2 separate regions of the Mus musculus genome follow, and region 1 is linked to region 2. The links are chromatin contacts, found by Hi-C or POLR2A ChIA-PET in ENCODE. All regions are on one chromosome and are shown on one strand. Each heading gives the region's core, a stretch centred on a gene start or an enhancer-like site at or near the end of the contact. The rest is flanking DNA. Distances are from core to core; before and after follow the strand shown.

Region 1 (6,038 bases), core at 1,204-3,703, 34 kb after region 2:
CGACGAGGGACGGATGTGCATCAACATGGAGTGGGGGGCCTTTGGGGACGACGGTACACTCAATGACATCCGAACTGAGTTTGACAGAGAGATCGACATGGGCTCACTGAACCCTGGGAAGCAGCTGTAAGTAGCATCTTCCTTTGGGGTGAGTGGGTGGGTGAGTGGATAGGGTGTGGAGCTGAGGGGGGACTGCCACACACAGCAAGGGCTTGTCTCCACGCTTCCTTTGCATTATCCCCAAAGGGTTGTGGAGGCACACGAGTTGTGGGAATGGTCATGATCATAAGACTGCAAAGGGGCTGAAAGCAGAGAGAAGCCCTTCGGGTGGTCATGCTTTTGCTTGGGTTCTTCTCAATACAGAGTCTTGGTCAGCAGCCCTCTGGGTAGCCCTGGATGTTCTGGAACTCACTCTGTAGACCAAACTAGTCTCAAACTCAGAGTTCTGCTGCCTCTGCCTCCCAAGTACTGGGATTAAAGGTATGTGCCACCACTGCCCGGCAAGATGAGGCTCTTAAAGGCACTGTTTTGTGGCTTTTGGCCCATCACTGCCTGGATGCCAAGATTGCAGCAAGTAGCTGGTATTATTTGATGATGGGAATTGAACCCTGAGCAAACACTACCAAGGGAGTTACAAGCCTGGCCTTGATTTGGCTTTTTGTTTTGTTTGAGACGGGGTCTCACTGTTTAGTTTCTGGTGGCCTGGAGCTGACTAGGTAGACGAAAGCTGGATTCAAACTCACAGACACCCACCTGCCTCTGCTTCCTAAGTGCTGGGATTAAAGATGTGCTACCCTGTGTTGACTTTTTTTTTTTTTTTAAATCACCGCTTATTCAGAGTCCCAGGCCTTGTGTCTTCATTCACACTAGGCCTCTGGGCCAGTTATGACCTAGGGAAAATTGGAGGCAAAAGCTTAGCATTTTGTACCCTGAATCTTATATGCACCAGTCTTATTTTTTGTTACTTTTGGCTCTTTTTTTTAAGGCTTTGTATTTCTTTTCTTCTTCATGTGTACTTGGTGACTGGAGATTTTGAAGAGGGCATTGGCTCCCCTGGAACTGGAGTCACACATGGTTGTGAACCACCATGTGTGTGCTGGGTATTGATTGGATCTGGGTTCTTTTCAAGAGCAGCCCCTGCTGAGCCATCTCACTGGCCCTCCTTTCGACTCTTACACAACCTTATTTTCTCGAATTTGCAAAACTTCTCTGTGGAAGATCTTGAAACAGGATTGGCAGCTGCTGCAAGGGCTAAACAGCAGTTGCAAAACCATTTTGAGCAATGAACCATTTATCTCTGTGGTTCTCGTGGTGCCGTGAGTGTTTTAGAAAAACTTAGTTCTGATCTCTATTTGGAAAAGGAGATGGGGAGCCTTCCCTTAAGTCACAGGCTTCTCCCCTCCGTGTTGAGATGTGAGTCTCTGCTCTTTCACTTCCTTTAGGATCCTGTGGTTGTGTCTGCTGTGGGTGCTGAGAGATTAGCTGGGAAGCCATTCACTCAGTGCCTCTTCCCTCAGTGGGATGAACCCAAGTCCCTGTGAGGAGCCACGTGTCCTTGGGAGAGTCCAAAGATAAAATGAGCAACCGCACTGGCTTAGCCATAGATGACTGACAGTGATTGGAAGGGAGTCTTCCAAACTATCCACTGGGGTGACCCTGAAGTCCTGCTGGGCAGTCATTGTTGTAAAGAGCCACTGACGAAGGACAGCGTCATGTAGACGTTGGAATTCTGCAGTGCTGAAGCCTGAAGCCGGGTTGCTACTTATCAGAAATAGTTGCTGTGTTGGAACTTTGGGTTTTTGCTTTTTGAGACAGCTTCTCCTGTGACCCTAGCTGATTTTGGACTCACTTTCTGAGATGACCTTGACTTTTTTTTTTTTTCCTTCTGAGACAGGGTTTCTCTGTGTAGCCCTGGCTGTGCTGGAACTCAATTTGTAGACCAGGCTGGCCTCAATTCCCAGAGATCTGCCTGCCTTTGCCTCCTTAGTGCTGGGATTAAAGGCATGCGTCCCCTGTCTCCCATTTATCTATTCACGTTATGAGCATCAGTGACTTTTTTGCATGTCTTTAAGTGCGCTGTATGCATGTTGGGGAGGCCAGAAGAGGGCCCCTGAAACTAGAATTACACATAGTCCTGAGTGCTGGGAATCAAATTTTGTTCTGCCAGAGTGGTCCTCACTCTGAACCGTAGAACCATTTCTCTAATGTTTGAGATAGGGTCTCACCGTGTAGCCTAGGCTAGCCTGAAACTTGATCCTCTTGCCTCAACCTCCTAAATGTTGGCATAGCTGGTGTCTGGAACCACGTTGCCAGTGCTCCTTTACTATGAGCAAGTCCCATCTTGCTGATTGAGGGCCCGGTTTTCAGTTTCTGTTAGGTGTTCTGTGCCACACCCCTGCTGGGCCTCCTGGGTGGTGTGGCCCATCCTAGTTAGTACACAGCCCATTATGCTTCCTGTCTGTTAGACTCTGATCCTTTATGAGACATCAAGGGGTTTTCTTTACCCAGAAGATATTCCGAAGGGCTTGGTTTCTTCTGTCACGTGGGCCCAGGCAAAAAGAGCAATCGCTAAAGAAGAGTGCCACCTAGTGGTGGAAAATTAAACTACTGGACTTCCTTAAGTGCTGGCCCTGATTTCTTCCTTTGGCTTTCAACCCGTTCACCACTAGATTCTTTTTGTTTTTTGTTTTGTTTTTTGAGACAGGGTTTCTCTGTGTAGCCCTGACTGTCCTGGAACTCACTCTGTAGACCAGGCTGGCCTCGAACTCAGAAATCCACCTGCCTCTGCCTCCCAAGTGCTGGCACTAAAGGCATGCACCACCACCGCCCGGCTCACCACAAGATTTTTGAGCCCTCTTTTAGCCTGCCCTGGAACTTTACCCCAATCTCTGTCCAGGTTACTTACTGGCTTTTTTTTTTTTTTTTAAAGACCAGGCTAGCCTTGAACTGCCTCTGCCTCCCAAATGCTGATTAAAGACGTGCCTGACCACCTCCTAGCCTCTGCCAGGTTATTGTCACCCATTTTCTTGAATTCACAATTGGGGAAGGCAGTGTCAGTGGATGAGTGGGAAGATCTGTACCTTGATCTACTTATAGCCACCTTGTTTCCTATTGGGAACCTCTGTAAGCCTTGTTGTTGTTGCTTTGATACATTTTTTCTTGAGACAGAGTCTCGCTATGCGTGTTTGCCCTCCTCTGGAGGAGAGAGGGTGTACATCTGTTGATGGTGGGACGTCACTGGTCTGTCTCTGCAGGTTTGAGAAGATGATCAGCGGGATGTACATGGGGGAGCTGGTCAGACTCATCCTGGTGAAGATGGCCAAGGCCGAGCTGCTGTTCCAAGGGAAACTCAGCCCAGAGCTCCTTACCACTGGCTCCTTCGAGACCAAAGATGTCTCGGATATTGAAGAGTAAGTGTCTGGGCCCACTGCCTCTCTGCTTACCAAGTCTCCATGAGTAGGGCAGGAACTGGGAGGGAAATAAGAGGCATGGCTTGGAGGTGTGTGTGTGTGTGTGTGTGTGTGTGTGTGTGTGTGTGTGTGTGTTAAGCCTTGGGTATGTGTTCTGCAAAGTGTCTACCTTTAAGACAGACTTCTCACTGGCCTGGAATTTACTAAGTAAGCTAGGCTAACTGACTACTGAGCCTCCAAGGGCCCACCGGCCTCCACCTCCTCTTTTAGACATAAATTGTGGGGATTGAACTCGGGCTCTTGTGTTTGCCAAGGGTTTGCTTTTCCCAGTGAGCTCGGGAATGGGAGCAAAGGCTTTCACTAAACAATGTTCCAAAGATTTAGATCTGCTGTTCTCGCTTGAGATTTCTACTTGATTGAAGGGGGTCTTATAGTTTCAGGGACGTGATGGAGCGAGGAAGTAGTTTTAGTGGCAAAGAAGGGCAATGAAATAGTTCAAAGAACTTTGCTAACGAGGACCCTCGGAGCAGTTCTGCCTGCCCTTTGTTAAGCCCAAAGGGAGATGAAGGCGCGTGATATAGAGGCATGGGGCTCCTCAAGGAGAGGCTCAGGCCCTACCTCCAGCCTTTTCCCGTGTCTTCAGACATAGACTGGCTTTTGCCGTTGCAGAGAGCCAACAGGTAGGGTCCACACTGGCTTCAAGTACTCAAAGGTTGCCATTCATATACTTTGAGGGGAACAGAGAGCAGGAACCCACATGCTCGCTTGCTCCCCATTTGCAGCGGCGAAACCAGGGTCTTGTCTTTATAAGATACACACAAAGGAACTTCGAGGTTTTCCTTGTGGAAAATAAAAGAGTGCCGACAGAAAGCAGACCTCCCTCTGTGTGTGTGTGTGTGTGTGTGTGTGTATACTCGGGTGTGGGTGGTCTGGGAGAGGAGCCTTGAACTGCTGGCCACAGTGAATTCAACACTGCTCACACCCTATCTGTTTCCCAGCGATAAGGACGGAATTCAGAAGGCCTACCAGATCCTGGTGCGCCTGGGTCTGAGCCCGCTGCAGGAGGACTGTGTGGCCACGCACCGAATCTGCCAGATTGTGTCCACGCGCTCAGCCAGCCTGTGTGCAGCCACCCTGGCCGCGGTGCTGTGGCGGATCAAAGAGAACAAGGGCGAGGAGCGACTCCGCTCCACCATCGGCGTGGATGGCTCTGTCTACAAGAAACATCCCCAGTGAGTGAGCAAGCCGGGGCTGGGAACAGAAGGGTCCCCTGGAGACTCCATGAGGCAGCTCTGTATTGCTTTCCAGACAGCATAAGTGTTCTCCAGTCACTTGGTATGAGTGGGATTGCTTTCTGAAGGCAGCTGATGGCTTGCCCTCTGTTTAGAGCTCCTGGTTGCTGAGTCCTTGGCTTGCTGCCTCCTCTTCCGCTCTGTTTTGAGACAGGCTTGTCCTCTAGTCCCTCCCAGGCTGGCCTTAGACTCAATCTGTGCCCATGGCGAACTTAAATTCTGATCCTCTTGTCTGTCCCCGCCTCCCAAGTTCTAGGATCACAGGTGTGTACCACCTTTCTGCAGAGTTTGCCATTGAATGCTCTGTGCATGGCAGGCAAGCACGTCCTCACAACCCAACATCATCCCGGGCCACCTCCCTCTTTTTATGAGTTACTGATTCATTCCTTGTTCTTCCATTACTCTGACTGGTTCATGTGGGTACCATGCCCTCTGTTAGTGGCCATCCAACCTTGAAGACGCCAGCCTCTCCTGATTTTAGTGTCGGATTGTTCCCGCCCTGTCATGTCCCTTTGTTCGTCTATTCCAAACTGTTCATATCTCACCTGAGATCCAGAAGAGGTCTTTTGTGTTCCCGTATTTTTCTGTCATTTTCTCAGTGTGAGTGCCAGGTCAGGGCACCTTTAACTGAGCTGGTGGCTGCCATCTGGCTCTGAGATCCATCTTCAGCATTCTAGCCCAGGGCTGTAGGAACATGGATAACCTGGGAATGTGGTTAAGAGGCCGGTTCTGGCTCAGTGACTGGGTGAGGCTGACTTTTACAGTGACTGGCCTGCCGCGAGGCTGCTTGCTATCTGTGTGGGTGTGGGTGGTCTGGGAGAGGAGCCTTGGAATTGCTGGGCTGGGCTGTGCTGTCCGCAGCAGTCTGCGCTCCGTGGAAGCTGCAGGGGGCCGCCACCCAAGAGCTTCTCCCTAATTAAACATTCTCACTGTCTCCAGTTGTTCAGATGCTTCTGAGGCCATTGGCAGGAACTGGAAAGAGAAAGGCCAGAGTCCAGAGAAAGATACTCGTAGGCTTTTGTTGTCATTGTTGAGTGTTTTCCTGGGGGCCATCAGATGAAGTGAGCCTGGATCTCCAGGGGCATCAGAAACATTTGATTCCCGTCGTCTGCCCTGGCAGGGGCTGGCTCCATCTGCTAAGCAGAGGAGCTGAGGCTTGTTCCATGAGAAAGAGTGGGTCTGTGTGACTGCGTTCACGGGGGAAGCCAGCTAGGGCAGCCATGATTGAATAGCTGGGCCTTTATATTAGTCACCCTAAGATGGGGGTGGGGGAGGGATGGAGAGAGGAGATACAGACACCACTTGCTTCTGCAGGGGCCATGGTCAGCTCTGCGGC
Region 2 (5,844 bases), core at 1,612-4,111:
CCCTGGCCTGATCCTTTCCTCCCATTCATGTGGAAGGCAGCTTCTGTCCTACAGAAACACATCAGATGAGGATTCAGTCTCTGCTTTAAGCATCTCAGAGTCTGTATCAGACACCTCTGGTTTATCTGCATCAAGAGAGGAAAGCTGGGTTATGAAGCTGCTGCAACTGGGTTAAAGATCCTGGTGAGCTGTGAGGACAGACCAGTGGAAAGGACTTGAGAACTAATATAGAAAATGAAAGTCTCTCTTTGGTGTCCTATAATCATATGTGACATAAGAGTCATTGCTAAATCATCTACTAACTCACACAGTAAATGCCTACCATGTGATAGAGTGCCTCCACCTGAGGCTCTGCAAATAGAAGGGAACAATGTAGATGTAGACTCTTGTTCAGTCAGGTAGGACAGAAGGACGATAACCCTTAGAAAATGAGCCGGGTGTGGTGGCACATACCTTAGATCCCACCGCCTGGGTGTGGGGGCTGAGGCAGAAACATTTTTGTTTGTTTGTTTTTGTTGTTGTTTTGTTTTCAATTTTGTTTTTGTTTTTTTGTTTTTCCAAGACAGGGTCTCTCTGTGTAGCACTGGCTGTCCTGGAATTTGTTGACCATGCTTGCAGCCTTGAACTCACAAAGTGCTGTTGCCTGGCTCTAAAACAACTACTACTTCTTCTTCTTCTTCTTCTTCTTCTTCTTCTTCTTCTTCTTCTTCTTCTTCTTCTTCTTCTTCTTCTTCTTCTCCTTCTTCTTCCTTCTTCTCCTTCTCCTCCTCCTCTTCCTCCCCTCTTCCTCCTCCTCCTCCTTCTTCTTGACAGGGTTTCGTTGAGTATCTCTTCCAAGTCTACTTGCTTGGTAAACCAAGCTGGCCTGGAGCTCAAAGATATGCCTGCCTCTGCCTCCCAAGTGCTGTGATTAAAGGCATGTGCCACCATGTCCAGCCTTAAAAATTATTTCTAATAGTTACTCTTAGGAGTTTGGATTTTAGTTGAAGAAAAACAATGGTTTTAAGACACCACCACCCCAAGACAGTCTGGTATATATCTATCAACCAATCTAATCTTATCTCTTATCTATCTATCTATCTATCTATCTATCTATCTATCTATCTATCTATCTATCTATCTACCTACCTACCTACCTACCTAGCGTATCTATCAAGCTATCCAAGTTGGCTTTGAATTCCTGACTCTTCTGCCTCCACCTCTGAATCACTGGAACTACGAGTGTGTGCCACTACATGAAGCACTGGTTTGTATTTTAAACAAGTCTCTTTAGCTCCTGAGTGAACGAGGGATCACAGTGGTCAAGCTAGAGGTACCTAAAAACAGCAGCTAAGTGAAATTACACAGGCTCTGGTGGAGTCATCGGTGGCCTGGCTATGAGGGTCTGGCCTCTTTGATTTGCTAAGTTAGACTAACTGTTCACTGATGGTGTGAATAGATGTAAGAGCAGGGAGAAAACCATGGATGGTGACGTCATTTGTGGAGACAATTGGTAAAAGGGGGGGGGGTGACCCTGGGAAGTTCAGCCTAGTACATGTTAAGTGTGAGACACTAGTCACCTCCACAGGGATGACAAATGACAGCTGGTTAAGAAAGCCAGAATCCCTGGGGAAAGTCCTCGCTTGTAGATTAGGTTTGTGAGTTACCTGTGTGCGGATGGTGTAACTGCTGACGATGGCGCTAAGAGGGATCACCCAGAGAGGAAATAGATGAACCACATCATAGAAAGTGGAGCAGAGCCTTTTTAGGGCTGGGGTGTACCTCAGTGGGCAGGGTGCTTTTCTAGCACGCACAAAGTCCCATGTTAGATCCCCAGTAGTGGCACATGCCACTCCGGAGGTGGAGAGAGGGCTTGGGGAGTGAGATTATTTGGAAATGGTAGGCTTTATCTTCCTTCCATGTAACTTTCAAACTCCTGGCTTTCCATTCTCCACCAGCACCAACTTCATGTCATCTGAGGTGCTATTTCAATATTGATGGCGTCTACTCATAAATGTCAACTTAGAGTCTGGTGTCAGGCATGAGCTGAGGTCGAGGCGGGCTCTTCTCAGCATCTATAAACCATTTCACACCACTTGAGCCTAGGATCAAGCTGTTACAGGTGCCCTTTCTCCTCCCATCTATCAGTCCCAGCTACAAACAAAGTTTCTCTCCAGCCTTTGCTGGCTTCAAGAAAGGCTGGATAATATACCGGGGGTGGGGGAATTGCATTTCAGAGTAAGATGTGTTCCTGTCTTCATCTACCATTTGTTAGGGGTGTGACCTTGGGCAAAACTCACTAACAGCACAGTGCCTAGTTCCCCAATCTGTAAAACGGGGTTAGTAAAATCCATATGCTATATTGGTGTGATATTAAGAAGGGCTGACTTTTGTAATGGCTTAGCTTCAGGGATCCGCTGACTCGTTGAGCTACAATTAAGATGAGAATCACGGTGCTTCAGACTTGTCACAGGGCAGTGGCAGCCCCTCACATGATCCCCAGATACCAGATTATGGCGTGTGCTGCTACGATCACTTGTCTTTCCAGTCGCCCAACATCTCTTGGGTCCGCGATCACGCGCCCCCCACCCGAAGCTGAGCCTGACGCGGCGGTGGCTCATGCGCCCTGGAGTCCCGAGCTCTAGCCACGGAACACACGTCCCAACTCTGGCGCCCAGCTCCGCCCCTAGCCTCGGGCGCGTCTCTCCCGCCGCCTGCTTGGGTGCTGGAGCAGCCGCGCCCGCGGGCTCTAGGCGCTGATTGGCTGTGGACCGCGGGCGGACAGCCGAAGAGCGCACACACCCTCTTCCCGCAGCCAATGAGCACATCCACGTCACTGTCCGGGGCGGCCCAAAGAGCCGGCAGCCCCTCAATAAGCCACATTGTTGCACCAACTCCAGTGCTGGAGTCTCAGGACACCACAGGCTACCCGGAGTTGTTCTGCTTTGGAGATCCGAGGGCAGGAGCATCACGCCAGTGACTCTGATAGGTGCGATCGCCGGATTGGAACAGAACTGTCATTTTTTTCCGAAGTTGAGCCTTAGTGACCCAGTGAGTGAAGTTAGCGACGGGACGCTAAGCAGCTAGACCGGTCGGCAGGAGTGAGACTTAGGGTACCTTCTAGTAGTTGTGATTAAAAAAATTGAAAAAAAGAAAAAAAAAAACCCTGTTTCTGGAAACTTGAGGCCCTCAGCTGGTGAGCCATCGTGGTTAAGCTTCTTTGTGTGGCTCCTGGAGTCTTCGATCCCAGCCGGACACCCGGGCCTGGTTTCAAAGCGGTCGGACAGCGCTGCCTGCTCCATCGGTAGCGCTCGAGCCTCGGTTTCTCTATTTGGCCCCGACTCGCCGCAACAAGATGATCGCCTCGCATATGATCGCCTGCTTATTCACGGAGCTCAACCAAAACCAAGTGCAGAAGGTAAGTCGGCACGGGCGGGAGCTTCTGGCTCGCTTCGGACCAAGTTGCGTGCTCTCCCGGAATCTGGAGCACGCAGAGGACCTGCTTCCTCCTCCTTCGGGGCTGGAGACGTGGAACCAGTCTGGGTAGCTGGGAAAGTCCTGCGCGCGAGAAGCCACGTCTGCTAGGCACCCTCGTGGCCCGACCGCTCACCATCGATAGTCCCACCTACCCGGGACCTGCGCGCACCCTCCCCACCCTTAGAGCCCCTAATTTCTTGATGGGACGGCCGCCCTGCACGTAGTCTGAGACTGCTGCGCCCACGTGGGAGGAGCCCCCTTCTGCAGCCCCGAGTTCCGGCAGGAGCACGTGGGGAAGAATCCTGCTTAGGGGAGGAGGCGGGGTGGAAGCGTGTAGCAGCTGGGGCCCGGCCCTCTTGAATTTAAGGATGTGTTGAAGAGGCCTTCGGTTCCTCGTGGCGCTCCTTGGGGGTGGATCGGGGGTGGGGTGGGGGAGAGAGCCACCCAGGAAGGAGCGGGAAAGGGCGCAGAAAGACTAGCCTGCCGCGCCCCCTCCCCGGAACTGAACTGCCCGGAACTGAGGCTCGAAAGGGGCGCCCCCTCACAGCAGACCTTCCTGGGGACCGCCCCGCCTCGTCCCCGTGTCTGGCCGCCGAGTTGAGGGCGGATTTTGGATAGTATGTTCTGATTTGGAACTAAAAGTTACACGGAATGGACTCATCTTCCCACCCCACGATCCCCAGAGTTCTTTTTTTTCTTTTTTGTTTTTGTTTTGTTTTCTTGGTTTCTGAAAATGAACCTTTAGTCGCTCTGACCTTCCTGAGCCCACCTCACTCTGCCTTCCCGGCAAACTCCAGTTCTCTCGGCGCGCCATTTACATAAGAAAGCGCCTCCGGCCCTGCTTGGAGCCTCACTCTCCTCTTCGGGCTAGAGAGGTGGGGGTGGACCGGAGCCAGGCCCGGAGCGCTCTAACTCCCAGGAGAATTGAGTTTCTAAAATACCCAGGATTACGGGATTGGTTCCTACCCTAGTCCAGGATTTAGGAGAGGGAATGGTCTAGTATGGGGCAGGGGCCGAGGGTGGGTGCTGTCCAGAGGTTTGTGTTAGAGCTCAGTTACACATTTGAAATTACAGTGTCTCACAGGAACAAATTTTAGGGAAAGTGCCTTGACCACGTTCCAGCCCCCTCCCCCCTCTTCTCTTGGTCCTGACTGCGTGGGAGAGGTTGGTCGGTTGCTTTTGATGTATCCAGGGCCCTGGCAGATGAACCTCAGATTTGAGAGAGGTACCTGATTTGAGTTTATCGGTTGGTTTTTCTCTAATATCTTGGGACGTGGCCCTTCGCTTTAATTCGGTTTGTTTAGACATTTGCCTTTAGGCTGGCATGATTTTGCAGGCTCCATTGGGCTTATCTATTGATTCAGCCAACTCTTGACAATTCCTAAAACACAAAGTGGAGGAAGACTCTCTAGTCCTAGGGAGAGTGAATTTTCCTCTTGGACATCTGGATTCTTTTTATGAACTTTCTCTCCGATGATGGGACTGTGGTTGCACGACAGGTAGACACCCCTAGGGACGTGCGGTAGAATCGTCTGTTCCCGGGAATGGAAAGGGAATTAACCAGAGTATCTGAAAGTGAGTTCTAACTTCTGTCTTGTGGTTCATTCGCCACCCAGAGCCTCTTGGGAGGCCTGTTCCTACAAGATGCAGGTGACTGTGCCCATCCCATTTTATGGTGACTGACTGGGCACCACGATGTGAGCCTTTTGTTCCTTTACGTTTTTCTTTACACTCCCAACCCCAGGACACTTGGATGTACTTCCTCTAAGTTACCAATAGGGGCAGAATTGAATCAGGCCTGTAACTTAAAAAACCAGGTGTCACACGAGGGATTTAGATTCCCAGTTTAGACTCCCTGATCTGGCTTAGGTGTGCAAAGCTGTTTGATCCCCCTCAAGTTTGAGAAGAGATGCAGAGTATATTGGGAGTGTCTCTGTGCTGAGGAAGAATTATAAGATGAAACTGGTTTAGAAACGCTAGGTATATTTTGTTTTTGGTTTGAGACAAGGCCCCTCTACAGAGTCCGCCTGTTTGTTCAGTAACTCGCTGTTGTAGACCAGACAGTGTAGACCAGATCACAGAGATCTGCCTACCACCCTCCACCTTTCATTATCCCTGGCGGGCTGGACACTCACCTGTAGACCAGGGTAGCTTTGAACTCAGAGATGCACTTTCCTCTGCCTCTGCAGGAAAGGCATGGCCACCATGCCTGCTTTCTGATTGGGACTTTTCTGGAACTCCTCTAAGATTATCTTATTCTTGTCTTAGCACTTGGAAGTCATAGATAGTAACCAGCTACAACTAGCTTCACTTGGCATCCTAGTGGGCAAGTGCAGTGTCTACTCGCTTTTGCTCATTGCTATTGTGTAATTTAATGGAGAGCACCTG

The links. A loop is a pair of places that touch in the nucleus more often than their neighbours do. ChIA-PET counts read pairs that join two places held with the same protein, here RNA polymerase II (POLR2A).
Region 1: a map of heart shows a loop between it and region 2 (6-fold over the local background). The contact joins the enhancer-like site here to the promoter of Hk2 in region 2. A Hi-C loop is called at or near these places in 9 of 37 maps with a recorded cell type or tissue (T-helper 1 cell, T-helper 17 cell, T-helper 2 cell and 2 more). POLR2A ChIA-PET finds 5 or more read pairs at or near these places in 4 of 5 experiments (Patski and embryonic stem cell).

The regions. Positions count from the first base shown.
Region 1 is chr6:82,736,891-82,742,928 of GRCm38, reverse strand. Hk2 (hexokinase 2) reads left to right here. Exons shown (of 18, transcript NM_013820.3): 7 at 1-126; 8 at 3,255-3,410; 9 at 4,409-4,642. Among named protein-coding and RNA genes, the nearest start is that of Gm32480, 25 kb to the right of the region's middle. Within about 2 kb of position 2,453, at least 1 of the 3 ENCODE cell types and tissues checked has a DNase peak (open chromatin) inside an H3K27ac peak, as active enhancers do; it is heart, where a contact is called at or near this core.
Region 2 is chr6:82,771,471-82,777,314 of GRCm38, reverse strand. It overlaps Hk2 (hexokinase 2), which reads left to right and starts at 2,861. Exons shown (of 18, transcript NM_013820.3): 1 at 2,861-3,397. The coding sequence starts at 3,335.